Regions from separate parts of the Homo sapiens genome. Here regions 2 and 3 are each linked to region 1. Evidence: chromatin contacts called from ENCODE Hi-C or POLR2A ChIA-PET data. All regions are on one chromosome and are shown on one strand. Each heading gives the region's core, a stretch centred on a gene start or an enhancer-like site at or near the end of the contact. The rest is flanking DNA. Distances are from core to core; before and after follow the strand shown. Region 1 overlaps PSME3IP1 (proteasome activator subunit 3 interacting protein 1). Region 2 overlaps CCL17 (C-C motif chemokine ligand 17). Region 3 overlaps NLRC5 (NLR family CARD domain containing 5).

Region 1 (4,243 bases), core at 1,213-3,712:
AGGGCTTTAACTGGAAACTTGGAAAGTTCTGTCTAGAAAAACTGAAGAAAAGCAGGCCTTCCAAGTCACTGACATCTAATACACTAATCCCAAGCATGCAAGTAGCCAGAGACATGTTGAGATAGGAATTGAAGGATTAGACATTTGTTTATTGAAGCTCTAAGTTAGGAACTGTTTCTAGGCTTTGCTTGATTACTATATGATATGTTGTATAATAGGATACTTCTGAATACAAATAAGCTGTGGTTTAAACCATGTAAATAACAGAACTCTTGTTTCGTCTCAGGTTAAACCAGTATTTAGCAGTATTGTGTATGTTAAAAAACGGTGCAATTTTAAGAGAATGCTGATCTAATGAATTTCTTGAGATTTTTGAGGTGTGTTTGTGTTTTTAAAGCATTTTGGGAGAAGAGGGGCTTAAGAAGGAAAAATTGCTTGTACTTTGCGGATCAAAAATAAGATTATTAACACCCCCTACCCCTAAAAGGTTAGGACTTTTCTTCATTTCAAAAGAATAAAAAGTTAAATGTTGGGTTTTGTCTATGTCGTGGTATAAATAATGTATAAATATATACATGCTTTTGTTGTGTTTTTTTTCCATTTTTGTTTTTTTTTAATATTTAATATTGAGAGTTTTGAGAACTTCTGTCTCCTAATGATGGAGTTGCAGATAAAAAATCACAACATGCTAATTTTTTTTTGGCATTCTCTCCTAGAAAGATGAAATCTTTTTTTTTTTTTTTTTTTTTTTTTTGAGACAGAGTTTCGCTCTTGTTACCCAGGCTGGAGTGCGGTGGCACGATCTCAGCTCACCACAATCTCTGCCTCCCGGGTTCAAGCGATTCTCCTGGCTCAGCCTCCCGACTAGCTGGGATTACAGGAATGTGCCACCACACCCAGCTAATTTTTTGTCTTTTTAGTAGAGACAGGGTTTCTCCATGCTGGTCAGGCTGGTCTTGAACTCCCGACCTCAGTTGATCTGCCCACCTCGGCCTCCCAAAGTGCTAGGATTACAGGCATGAGCCACTGTGCCTGGCCAATCTATTTTTTTTTAAATAAAAATGAGTATTAACATTATCTATTTCCATGATGACCCTAAAAACATTAAATTCATTAAACTCATAATAGTACTAAGCATTATATCTAATTTCCATTGCATACTGCAAATATTTAAGGTAACTTGTGCCCATAAGAACAGAGTTAGTTGCCTGGAGAGTGATTAGAATTAGAATCTTAGGATTTCTGGAAAATCTTAGGATTTTCTCCATTGTTCAAAGACACGTAGATAAATAACCTTAACCATACATCCTCTACTTCCACCCACCTTTTTGGGCTGATAATTCATGCTTCTTAGATTTCCTGGGCACTAGATGTCACTATTGTTCCAGGCACTAGTGCATCTTAAATAAGGACTTGCACTGTGTCAGAATACTTATCTGTTGTCTAAGACGTTTCAAGAGAGAGCATAAAACGGAGGGAGAAGTGGAGGGAGAGGAGGGAGGGCTGGTGGAGGGAACAAGTGAAAGTGACCTCCCCGACAAAAATATGGGGCCTTTCTTCACTTCAAAAGAGTAAAAAGTTGAGAGCCAGAGATTGGCATCAAGAACGAAAAACTGATGTTACAAGCGAACTGGTCATGCTTTTAAAAATAGCTTTTCAGTTCTTGTATATATGCACAGGATTTCTCATTAAAATCACCTTTGATTGTTTCTTGGCCTTTTGGCTAAGATCAAGTGTAAAATCACCTTCAGAGAGTGTTTAAAACAAACTCCCGGGCCTCTAGAGGTCTCATTCAGTAGGTTTGGGGCAGGGAGGGACTTGACATGTTTAATGAGCCTTGGGGTGATTCTGATGTTTCCTTGCACCAGTGGAGCAGGAGTTAGTCTTCGTGATGTCTAAGATTAATTGCCACTGATAGTCAGAACAACATTCTGCAAAATTTGATTTAACCCTTGAAGGGGGAAGCATGTTTTCAGGGAAGCCACATTTTTTTTTCTGTTTTCTTTATATTCCTTAAGATCTGTTTTCCTCATCAAGCATGATATTGGCCATGTCCTTGGTAATAGTGGGTTTTGTGGCTATGCTCAGATTTTCATTGAGAATCAGAGGAAAAGGTTGCTTATCTGTATTATTTTGGGCTTTATATGCTGTCTTCCTCCATGGTCTCTTTCATTTATCTTTGAATTGGCTGGATTTGACTGGCAGAATAAAGAAGGGTGGGGCATTTATTTAAATAAGTAGGCCAGACATTACATCGCACAGCCGAAGGGCTAGTGGGTTATATTTGTTGTCTTCCCTTTTGCTTAGTTTGACCCTTAACTGGTAACTCACAATAACCTCAAGAAGGTTGGAATTTCTCAAGAGAACAAGAAGGAAGTGGAAAAGAAACTGACTGTGAAGCCTATAGAAACCAAGAACAAGTTCTCCCAGGCGAAGCTGTTGGCAGGAGCTGTGAAGCATAAGAGGTTAGTCAGCACTCACACAACTCAGATTTCTCTCTGACCGTGTACTCTGAAACACCACTTGTAATGGAAGCCAGAGCCAACGCTTGCCTCGCGTGAGTCCTGGTGAAGTTCCCTTGGTGTGCTCACCTATCTCTCCCTTTCCAGATTTGAGGCCTTCTATAGGCTTTGACCCTCGTCTCTCTGATCACTTATTCAACAAATATAAATAATAGCTACTCTTCAGTGGGGATCTGCCACACCAGGCATTGTGTTAAGTGCTTCCTGTGCATAATCCCATGTATTCTTCAACAACCCTATGAAGTACAATTATAATCCCTGTTTTGTAGATGAGAAGACCAAGAGTTTGAGAGGTTGAGACCCTTCTTTGTGCAAGATCATAGAGAAACAGAGAGCTAGAGTTCATTATTTGGGCTTCTGTCTAGAAAAATGAGGTAGTGAGTCTTGTGAAAGGATCTGTGTAGGGTGTACTGAGAGCAAGGAGGAGGAGCATACAATGCTGCTGGGAGGGTGTTGTGTGCATCTTCATGTTGGGGAGGTTGGGGGAAACCATTGGAAAGATGCTGATTAGGTAGGACAACTAGGGCTTTGACAAGCAACAAGGGAGAGAACAGTCTAAGCAGAGGGAATAGCTGCTGCAAAGGCATCCTGTCCTGAAAGAACATGGCAGCCCTGGCAGGGTTACAGACCTGGCTGTGGCTAGGTTTGGATTGATGTGGAAGTGATAGCACTGTCTCAAGGCTATGATAAGTTCTTTGCTATGTTTGCTCCTCCCTTTCCAAATCCTGAAATGTCATCAGAGTGATTGAATCTGGTCATTTAGATTTGACCCAACAGACTGTGGGCGAAATGATAAGTTTAAGTGCAGTCTATTAGGAAAATCAATATGATATATTGGCAACCAGCCATATGTTTTGAAGGGAGTGTATTGATGCAGTCTTGTGGTTTGGCACACCACCCATCTGCTGCAGATGTTCTTAGGAACACTGCCTACATGTAAAAATGTCATGCTGGTATAGCAACAGAGGGGAGGAGTTATCCTGAGAAGGGCTCGCTACCCAAACCATGAATTATTCCTTTCAAGTTCTCACATAAGCTTTCCTGCAAGACTAGGGACTCGCAGGATTTGGACCTGGGTCAGTTTTACTGGAATATGCCAAGGGAGGGCTCTCCAGGTGATCAATTTGTTATCCCTTGAGACTGCTCTTGGTGGTCGCAGAATGGGTGTTGTAACTGTTTCCCTTAGTTCTTAGATCACCTTTAGAAAAGGCTCTGTAGTAGCGTATTTGGTGACCTGCATATAACCCCTTTTGGGTTTTGAAACAACATCATTTAATGTTTCTTTGTGTAGTAAGGTAGTCTCCTGGGGCAGGAGTTCCTAATCTGTCCGACCCTGAGTTTATTGGAATCACCTGGGAGTTTGTTAATAATTTATATTCGCAGGCCTTGCACTAATTCTGGTTCAGTAAGTTTGAAGTGAAGTCTGGGAGTCGTAGTTTTCAAAGTTCCATGAGTGATTCTGCTGCCTGGTGAAGGTCTGGAAGCCATTGGCATGTATATGTCATGAAGCATAAGACCAAAACAAGCAGCAATTTCTTACCTTCTTCAAAGGAATATTCTTTACTCTCTTCTAGTTTATTCTTTTATTTATTGTTAGAAAAAACTGTCAGATACCTAGTTCATGAATGTGCAGTCTTTTTAGTTATGAGCATCTGAAGCTATAAATTTTCCTTAACTTTCATTGTATATGAGTTTTATATTTCCTTCTAAGTATTTTAAAA
Region 2 (4,243 bases), core at 554-3,053, 250 kb before region 1:
ACAACCCAATTCTAATTTCCACGTTTGGAGATGCAATATGCTTCAAGCCGGGTTATTAGGGCTCCCCAGGAAATTTCTCTTTCCCCACTAGTGCCCCTTGTGGAATTCACCTGAGCAGCACTGATGAAAATGTATAAATCAAATATACACTGTGCACAAAGCTTTTTTCCCTCCTCATAAATGAGTCTGGTACTGTTTCCTGACCCAAATACCTGCTCAGTGAGTTTATTGGGTAAATCACCCAAGCAGCTCCAATTACAAGGGGTAGAGTGTGGTCAGGATTAGACTAAGGTGAGCGTTGGGTGCAGGTGGAGGACACACAGCTGAGGTTGAGTAGGCTGGCTGTGGCAGAGGCAGCACTGAGTTGAGCGTTGAAGAGAAACTGGATTTCAGAATAGTGGCTCACGCCTGTAATCCCAGCACTTTGGGAGGCCGAGGTGGGCGGATCACTTGAGCTCGGGAGTTCGAGACCAGCCTGGCCAACATGGTAAAACCCCATCTCTTCTAAAAATACAAAAATCAGCCAGGTGTGGTGGTGCACACCTATAATCCCAGCTACTCAGGAAGCTGAGGCATGAGAATCGCTTGAACCCGGGAGACAGAGGTTGCAGTGAGCCAGATCGCACCACTGCACTCCAGCCTGGGTCACAGAGCCAGACTCCATCTGAAAAAAAAAAAAAAAAAAAAAAAAAAAAAAAGCAGGGGTGGGGTGGGGGAGGAGGGGAGGCACCTACCAGGTGAAAGAAACAACATAAGTCTGGCGCTTCTCCTCACTTTTCACCCCGAACCTGCCCATTCCTCTTTTTCCCTCCCAGCAGTCTTTCCAATCACAGCAGTCTCCAGGTCACACCTCCTTAAAATGCCCTAAGGTCACATGGCAGTTGTCCTATCTCTTGCATCTCACCATCCCCCAGCTTGCACCGGATGCTGCTCGTGAATACTTGGATTCTGAATCCTGCGTTTTGTTGCCAGTCCTGGATCCACCTCTTCCCTGCCTTTATGCAATGCCCCACCCTATCTCACTTTCAGGGACCCTCTGGCAACTCCCCACCTCCTCACAGGCCTCCACGGCAGCTCTACTTACCTAAGCTTACAATATGGGCTTCTGAGTAGGATTTCAGTAGGGAAAAAACAAAAAAGGTCTTGCTTTTTTAAACGAAGTTTGCTGGAGGCCAGGCGCGGTGGCTCATGCCTGTAATCTCAGCACTTTGGGAGGCCAAGGCGAGTGGATCACATAAGGCCAAGAGTTCAAGACCAGCCTGACCGACATGGTGAAACCCCGTCTCTACTAAAAATACAAAAAAATTAGCCGGGTGTGGTGGCGGGCGCCTGTAATCCCAGCTACTTAGGAGGCTGAAGCAGGAGAATCGCTTGAACCTGGGAGGCGGAGGTTGCAGTGAGCTGAGATGGAGCCATTGCACTCTGAGAGTCCTTCCAGCTCTCGCCTGCAGGGTGCAGGGGTCCAGACCCCGGCTGTCTCTGGCCTTTGCTGTCTTAGGAGCTTCTCCTTGCCTCCCTCCCTTTTTAGATCATCCTTCCTCCTCCCGGTGGATTCAGAGGACAATTTTCCATGAAGAACTCAGACTGGGCCATCCCCAGGACTCTGGGTCTTAGGCAGTTGTTCAAGTGATCCTCCTCGGCATCAGGACAGGAGATGAGCCCACTTGCGGCTGAAGAGACCCTAGAGTCACAGGCAAGCCAGTTCACTGGTTTTATCAACCTCGTTATCGCTGTGCCCGTACTGGAAAGTAAACTTGGGTTCTATCATCTGCCCTGCAATGAGCTGACTGGCCACAAGGGAGCAGCAGGAGGCAACAGCCGGGCCTGGAAATTGCCCTTCTAACCGCAGCCCCACCAAACAATGCCCGCCACAAGGTCCTCGGAAGAGAAGGACCCGCGCCCCTGCCGCCAAACTGTGTTCAGAGAGAAGCCACGGCCCCATCGCTGGTTGGGAGAGTGAGAGAGAACTAGAAGGCTTAGGCCCCGACTCCTCTGTGCTCAGCCCTTAGCTGGGCATGGGCAGAGGGGTCTGGGGGTGGGGTGTCCTGAGCCTCTAGTCCCCATCTTTTTTAGCACAGGGGTGTGGGGTCCCCGGAGTGGCTCACGGAGCTCTCAACCTAATGGAGGAGCTGGGACTGCCACACACGCGCACGCACACACACACACACACACACACACACACACACACAATGAGAGAACCACGCGGAGCAGGGGTCGGCTTCAGGGCAGTCCCTAAGAGCTGGGGGAGCGAGTCGGTGGGCGGTTGTGCTGGGCCGGCTTCCGGCAGGCTGGGCGCAGCCAGGGCCGGGTGGGGATCACACTTCAGTCAGGAGGAACCACAGGGCCGCGTGGCGCCCGCCTGCCTGAGCCTGGAGTGGGCTAGGAAGTCAGCCGCAGGCAGAGGGCCCAGGACCCACAGAGCCCCCTCGCCCTGGAGCTGGGGTCTGGAGTTTGAGCGGGGAGAGGGAGCCAGGGCCAGGAGGAGCCGGGCCAGCTGGACTGCAGTGAGTGCAGGGGAAGGCAAGGACAGGGCTACAAGCTTCCCCCACCCTTGGCCAGGGGGCTCCCCAGCACTGGGCAGAGCTGTGGCCTGCGGCAGGGTCCTGGCCAGTCTGTGAAATTGACTCCAGCACCTCGGGGAAGTTTGTCCTCAGCTCCACGTGGGGCAAGAACAGGAGCTGGGCTGGGGGGAAACCGGGAGACCTTGGGGTGGGTAGGGAGAGAATCCAGCGGCCGCCTCCCAGGACCCCGCCAACCCCGCCCCTGCCCGGGCCTCTCACCAGGGCCTCCCCTCACTGGTGCGTGGTCTGCGGAAGCCACGTGCCCTTCTCAGCCTCAGTTTCCCTTTCCGACCTGCACAGGGCAGGACCAGAGGTTCTCTGAGAACCCTCCCAGAGTGACAGGCCGGAGTGGAAGCGCATCTTGCGCTGTGGGGACAGACACGCTGACACAGACTGAGGATAAAGACTTTAATCTGGGCCCTTTGTGCCCATGGCTCCAGTTCAGACAAGGGGATGGGATCTCCCTCACTGTGGCTCTTCTTCGTCCCTGGAAGGCCTCCCCTGGACCCAGGCGCTCAGGGTGGGGGCGGTGAACACCAACGGTGGAGGTCCCAGGTAGTCCCGGGAGACAGTCAGGAGTCTGGGGTGAGGAGGCTTCAAGACCTCTCAAGGCTTTGCAGGTATTTAACTGCATTCTTCACTCTCTTGTTGTTGGGGTCCGAACAGATGGCCCTGCCCTGCACAGTTACAAAACTACACAGAAGGAGGACGTTACCAGGAGTGGCAGGGGGGGAAGGGCCCCCAGAGTCCCTGGGACGGCCCGCCCTGTGCTGACCAGGATTCCAAGGCTCCAAGAGGGGCAGGAAGTTGCTGCTGTCACACAGGGCATTGGTGGCAGATCTGGGACTTCAGGCTCTGTCCCGAGTAATCTCGACCCTCCCAGGGAGCCAGGGCTGCAGGAACTTGTGCCCACCCCTCAGCCTGCCCATGCCCCCAGACAGTCTAGAGCCTGGGACGTGGAGACTGCGGGCAGGGCTCAGGCCCAGGCTGGGGGAGGTGACCACATTGCCCCTGACCAGCTGTGTGACCTGGGGGTGTTCATTGCTCCCGGGGCCTCAATTTCACCACAAATCAAGGAATAGGTTGGACCTCATGGCCTGCGGCCCTTTTGGGTCCCACAGTGTGGGGAGCCTGCAGGGGTTGGGGAGGAAGGCCCCGCTGTCTCTTCCCTGCTCCCCATTGGCCGTCCTGGGAGCTCCAGGGTGCACTTGTCCCCATGCTTGGCCCTGAGGAGCAGGGGTGGAGCCAGGGGGACTTACACGATGGCATCCCTGGAGCAGTCCTCAGATGTCTGGTACCACGTCTTCAGCTTTCTAAGGGGAATGGCTCCCTTGAAGTACTCCAGGCAGCACTCCCGGCCCACATTGGTCCCTCGAGCTGCAGGGAGAGGAGCGGGGCAGGGGTGTCTGTGAGTGTCTGCGTGTGTGTTGCGGGGACCTCTGGGGGGTGTTCGTGGAAGATCTGCATGTGCGTGTCCATGTGTGCATCTGTGTGTGATGACTGCATGTGTATCACTGCCTATGTGTATGTGTGTGTGTCTGTGTGTTACCATACACAGGTGTGTGTGAGGCTTCTGTGTATGTTGTGGGGTCCCGTGTGTTTGTGGGTGTGCATGTTTTGTGTGTCTGTGGGGGATTCTGTGTGTCCTGTGAGTGCCTACGTGTGTGTCTCTGTGCATCTGT
Region 3 (4,243 bases), core at 638-3,137, 150 kb after region 1:
CTTCAAGTGATCTGCCTGCCTCAGCCTCTTTAAGTGCTTCTTTTCTTTTCTTTCTTTTTTTTTTTTTTTTTTTTTTTGAGATGGAGTTTCATTCTTGTTGCCCAGGCTGGAGTGCAATGGCATGATCTCGGCTCACCACAACCTCCACCTTCTGGTTCAAGCAATTCTCTTGCCTCAGCCTCCCAAGTAGTGGGATTACAGGCATGTGCCACTACACCCGGCTAATTTTGTATTTTTAGTAGAGAAGGGGTTTCTCCATGTTGGTCAGGCTGGTCTTGAACTCCCGACTTCAGGTGATCTGCCCGCCTCGGCCTCCCAAAGTGCTGGGATTATAGGCATGAGCCACTGTGCCCAGCCTCTTTCCTTTATTTATTTATTTATTTATTTATTTATTTATTTATTTATTTATTTTTTTAAGAGACAGGGTCTTTCTATGTTGCCCAGGCTGGATTCAAACTCCTAGGTTCATGTGATCCTTTTGCCTTAGCCTCCTGAGTAGCTGGGACTGCAGGCATGGGTCACCACAGCCAGCTAAATGATATTTTAAAAAACATTATCACACTGTAACAGGAGAAATAAAGAGAGGCTTTAGCAAATTGAGATAAAAACTTGCCGTGGACTGAATGTTTGTGTCCCACCTCCCCCACCAATTCACCTGGTGAAGCCTAAATACCCAGTGTGATGGTATTTGGAAGTGGGACCTTTGCGAAGTGATTAGGTCAAGAGGGTGGACCCCTTATGATGGGATTACTGCCCTCACAAGAAGAGGCTGGAGGCCGGGTGCGGTGGTTCACGCCTGTAATCCCAGCACTTTGGGAGGCCAAGGTAGGTAGATCACTTGAGGTCAGGAGTCTAAAACCAGTCTGGCCAACATGATGAAACCCCATCTCTAATAAAAACATAAAAATTAGTCAGGCATGGTGGCAGGCACCTGTAGTCCCAGCTACTCAGGAGGCTGAGGCAGGAGAATCACTTGAAGCCAGGAGGCAGAGGTTGCATTGAGCCAAGATCATGCCACCGCACTCCAGTCTGGGCAACAGAGCAAGACTCCATCTCAAACAAACAAAAAAAAAAAGGAAAAAGGAAGAGGCTGGAGAGCGCTTGCCCTTTCTTTTTGCTCTCTGCCCTGTGAGGACACAATGAGAAGGTGCCGTCTGCAAACCAGGAAGCGCATCCTCTCCAGACACCAGGCCTGCTGGCTCCCTGATTGGGGACTTCCCGGCTTTCAGAACGTGAGAAACAAGTTTCTGTTGTTTAAGCCACCCAGTCTACAGTGTTTCATTATAACAGCCCAAACTGACTAAGACATACTTGCCTTCGACCACAGAAAGTGAAAGAAAATAAAACCCACTCTAAGTTAACAGGCAGATAAAAAACAACAGCACTTTATGTACAACAGGATACTTTAACAGAACTTGGTAAAATTATATTAGCAGTCATTTAGAGAAAAGAGGCAGTATTTATATGCCTTAAATATTTCATAATAAAACCGCTGAAGTTACTTTTAAGTCTAATCTTAAGTTAGAATTAGATATAAAGAAACGAATAAAGGCAATTCTATCAAAAGGCTATTTGTTGGGAGGATCAGACAATAGCAAAAAAGCTTCCAAACATAATAAAATATATAACAAGGTGACCATCATTCAAACTTTAAGATTCTTGGATTAAAAATGGAAAAAAATTGGCCAAAGGGATGGAATAGAGTCCAAGTGAGCCTCACACTCATTTAAAATACACTATTTAATCCATGATATTGAAAGAAAAAAGGGGGGAAATAAGTGGTGTTAAAATACATAGCAATATGCTGTCTCTTTCCTGCCACCATGAAGAAGGTCTTTACTTCCCCTTTGCCTTCCATCATGATGATGTTTCCCAAGGCCTCCCTCGCCATGTGGAACTGGTGTTTTGAAGCCTGTGGACCTTAATGGTGTCATCAAACTTTTTGAAGAGACTGCTAAAGAAGGCTTAGAAGAAAAGCAACTTAAATCTGTCAAGAAACTGGTACAGTGTTATCAGAATGAACTTCCCTTAAGGGATTTAGTACAGACATTTGAAATTCTGAATCTGTGTGCAGTAAAAATTGAAAACCAGCCGCATTTTGTAGAATCTGCATATGATATCATAAAATAGTGTGGCTTGCCATTTTTGAAAAAGAAAGTATCGGATGAAATAACTTATGCTGGAGATACTGCTAGTTCAGTTGCGCTTCTGGGTGACTTAATGAAAATACCAAGTTCTGAATTGAGGATAAAAAATTGTAAACGTATTGTTGACTTTTATCAGGCACAACCACCAAAGGAGCATATTCCAGGTTACCAGCAAGTGAGTTCATCATACAAGATTCAAATGGCTGAAGTTGGAGGATTGGCAAAAACAATGGCCCAGTTAATGACCTTGCTTGAAAATCAACTTGTTGAGAAACTTTGGGTACTTAAAATTCTGCAGCATCTCTCGACTTCTGAAGTTAATTGTACTGTAATGATGAAAGCACAAGCAGCCAATGGAATCTGTGCTCACCTCAATGACTCAGATTTCTCTGGACAGCTTTTATTTCCTTCATCAGAAACACTTTGGAACTTATCAGAAAAAATCTTCAAAATAAGAAATTGTTCAACAGCTTAGTAACTTGGAATGTTTACTGACTTTGAAGGAAGTATTTTAAAATCTATGAGAGGTTTTAGTCATTATGACCGTCAGCTTAGAAATGACATATTAGTGATCACTACAGTTATAGCTCAAAATCCTGGAGTGCCAAAGATTGAATGTGGCTTTACCAAGGATTTGATACTGTTCGCAACCTTTAATGAAGTTAGAAGTCAATCCCTTTGGTAAAGGACTTAAATTTTCTAAATCCTATGAAGATTTTGAGTTGAATAAATTACTATTCACTATAATTGTGATCTTATGTAAAGATTTAAATACTATACAGGTAAAGAGTAATCAAGGCAAGAAAATTAACAAAAATTGTATCACTTTGTAGTATAAAAATATACATATGGCAATATGAGTGTTTTAAATTTAAAGAATTATTTTTAACTAAGCAATTAAATTAAAAATTTCTGCATGGAAATGAAAAACACAGCCACATAGCATTTCACACCCACATAGAATGGCTGTAATGAAAAAGACACATGTTGATGAGGATGTAAAGAAACAGGACACCGTATATATTGCCGGTGGGAATGTAAAATGGTCCAGCCACTCTGAAAAACAGTTTGGCAGTTTTGGCAGTTCCTTAGAACAGCAGTCCCCAGACTTTTTGGCCTAGGGACTGATTTCATGAGAGATCATTTTTTCCCCGGACGGGGGTTGGGGTTGGGGGATGGATTCGGGATGATTCAAGCTCATTACATTTATCATTAGATTCTCATCAGAAACTCGCAACCTAGATCCCTCACATGCGCATTTCACAACTGGGTTTGTGCTCCTATGAGAATCTAATGGCACCGCTGATCCGACAGGAGGCAGAGCTCAGGCAGTAATACTCGCCCGATGGCCGCTCACCACCTGCTGTGCGGCCCAGTTCCTAACAGGCCATGAACCGACACTGATCTGTAGCCTGGGGGTTGGGGACCCCTGCCTTAGAATGTAAAACAATAGAATTACCATCTAATCCAGCAATTCCACGCCTAGGTCTATTCCAAGAGAAATGAAAATATACATCTACACAAAAACTTGTATATGAATGTTTGTACCAGCATTATCCATAACAGTCAAAAAGTGAAATCAACCCAAATACCCAAAAGCTCATGAATGGAGAAACAAACTGTGACATATCTATACAATGGAATATTATTCAACATAAAAAGGAACCAAGTTTATGCCATGTGAAAAAAGATCACTAAAGATCACGTATTGTATGATTCTATTTATGTAAAACATCCAGAAAAGGCAAATCTATTGAAACAGCAAGTAGATTACTGGTTGCCTGGGCCTGGGAGCAGAAATAGGAATGATTCTAAATGGGTTTGAGGAATATTATGGCAGTAATGAAAATGTCCCAAAACCAGATTGTGGTGATGGTCACATAACTCAGTAAATTTACCAGAAATCACTGAATCCTACACCTAAAATGGATAGATTTTACGGTATGTAAATTACACCTCAATGAAGTTGTTAAAAATAATGCAGTAGAAATTAACATATTATAATAATGTATTCTTTATTGCCTTTTTTTTCTGTATAGTAAAAATGGCAACAAACAAAACGAAAGCAACAAACTGGGAAGTGTTTGTACCATCTA

The links. Hi-C counts contacts between places; a loop is a spot of excess contacts on that map. ChIA-PET counts read pairs that join two places held with the same protein, here RNA polymerase II (POLR2A). Pooled maps may share reads with other maps.
Region 2: a map of naive thymus-derived CD4-positive, alpha-beta T cell shows a loop between it and region 1 (3-fold over the local background). The contact joins two enhancer-like sites. A Hi-C loop is called at or near these places in 1 of 168 maps with a recorded cell type or tissue (naive thymus-derived CD4-positive, alpha-beta T cell) and 5 of 50 pooled maps.
Region 3: a loop to region 1 is called in a pooled map, with 4 times the contacts of the local background. The contact joins two enhancer-like sites. A Hi-C loop is called at or near these places in 6 of 50 pooled maps. POLR2A ChIA-PET finds 5 or more read pairs at or near these places in 4 of 52 experiments (CD8-positive, alpha-beta memory T cell, GM12878, H1 and 1 more).

The regions. Positions count from the first base shown.
Region 1 is chr16:57,165,315-57,169,557 of GRCh38, reverse strand. It overlaps PSME3IP1 (proteasome activator subunit 3 interacting protein 1), which reads left to right. Exons shown (of 7, transcript NM_024946.4): 5 at 2,332-2,465. Among named protein-coding and RNA genes, the nearest start is that of PSME3IP1, 19 kb to the left of the region's middle. Within about 2 kb of position 2,462, at least 7 of the 41 ENCODE cell types and tissues checked have a DNase peak (open chromatin) inside an H3K27ac peak, as active enhancers do; they include GM12878, where a contact is called at or near this core.
Region 2 is chr16:57,414,776-57,419,018 of GRCh38, reverse strand. CCL17 (C-C motif chemokine ligand 17) reads right to left here. Exons shown (of 4, transcript NM_002987.3): 3 at 3,821-3,938; 4 at 2,956-3,254. The coding sequence ends at 3,158. Among named protein-coding and RNA genes, the nearest start is that of CCL17, 12 kb to the right of the region's middle. RefSeq lists enhancers at 840-1,354, 1,871-2,386, 2,387-2,902. Within about 2 kb of position 1,803, at least 17 of the 41 ENCODE cell types and tissues checked have a DNase peak (open chromatin) inside an H3K27ac peak, as active enhancers do.
Region 3 is chr16:57,011,760-57,016,002 of GRCh38, reverse strand. All of the region lies in intron 1 of NLRC5 (NLR family CARD domain containing 5), which reads right to left. It also overlaps the pseudogene CFAP69P1. Among named protein-coding and RNA genes, the nearest start is that of NLRC5, 24 kb to the right of the region's middle. RefSeq lists enhancers at 965-1,014, 1,145-1,304, 1,345-1,394, 4,183-4,232. Within about 2 kb of position 1,887, at least 16 of the 41 ENCODE cell types and tissues checked have a DNase peak (open chromatin) inside an H3K27ac peak, as active enhancers do; they include GM12878, where a contact is called at or near this core.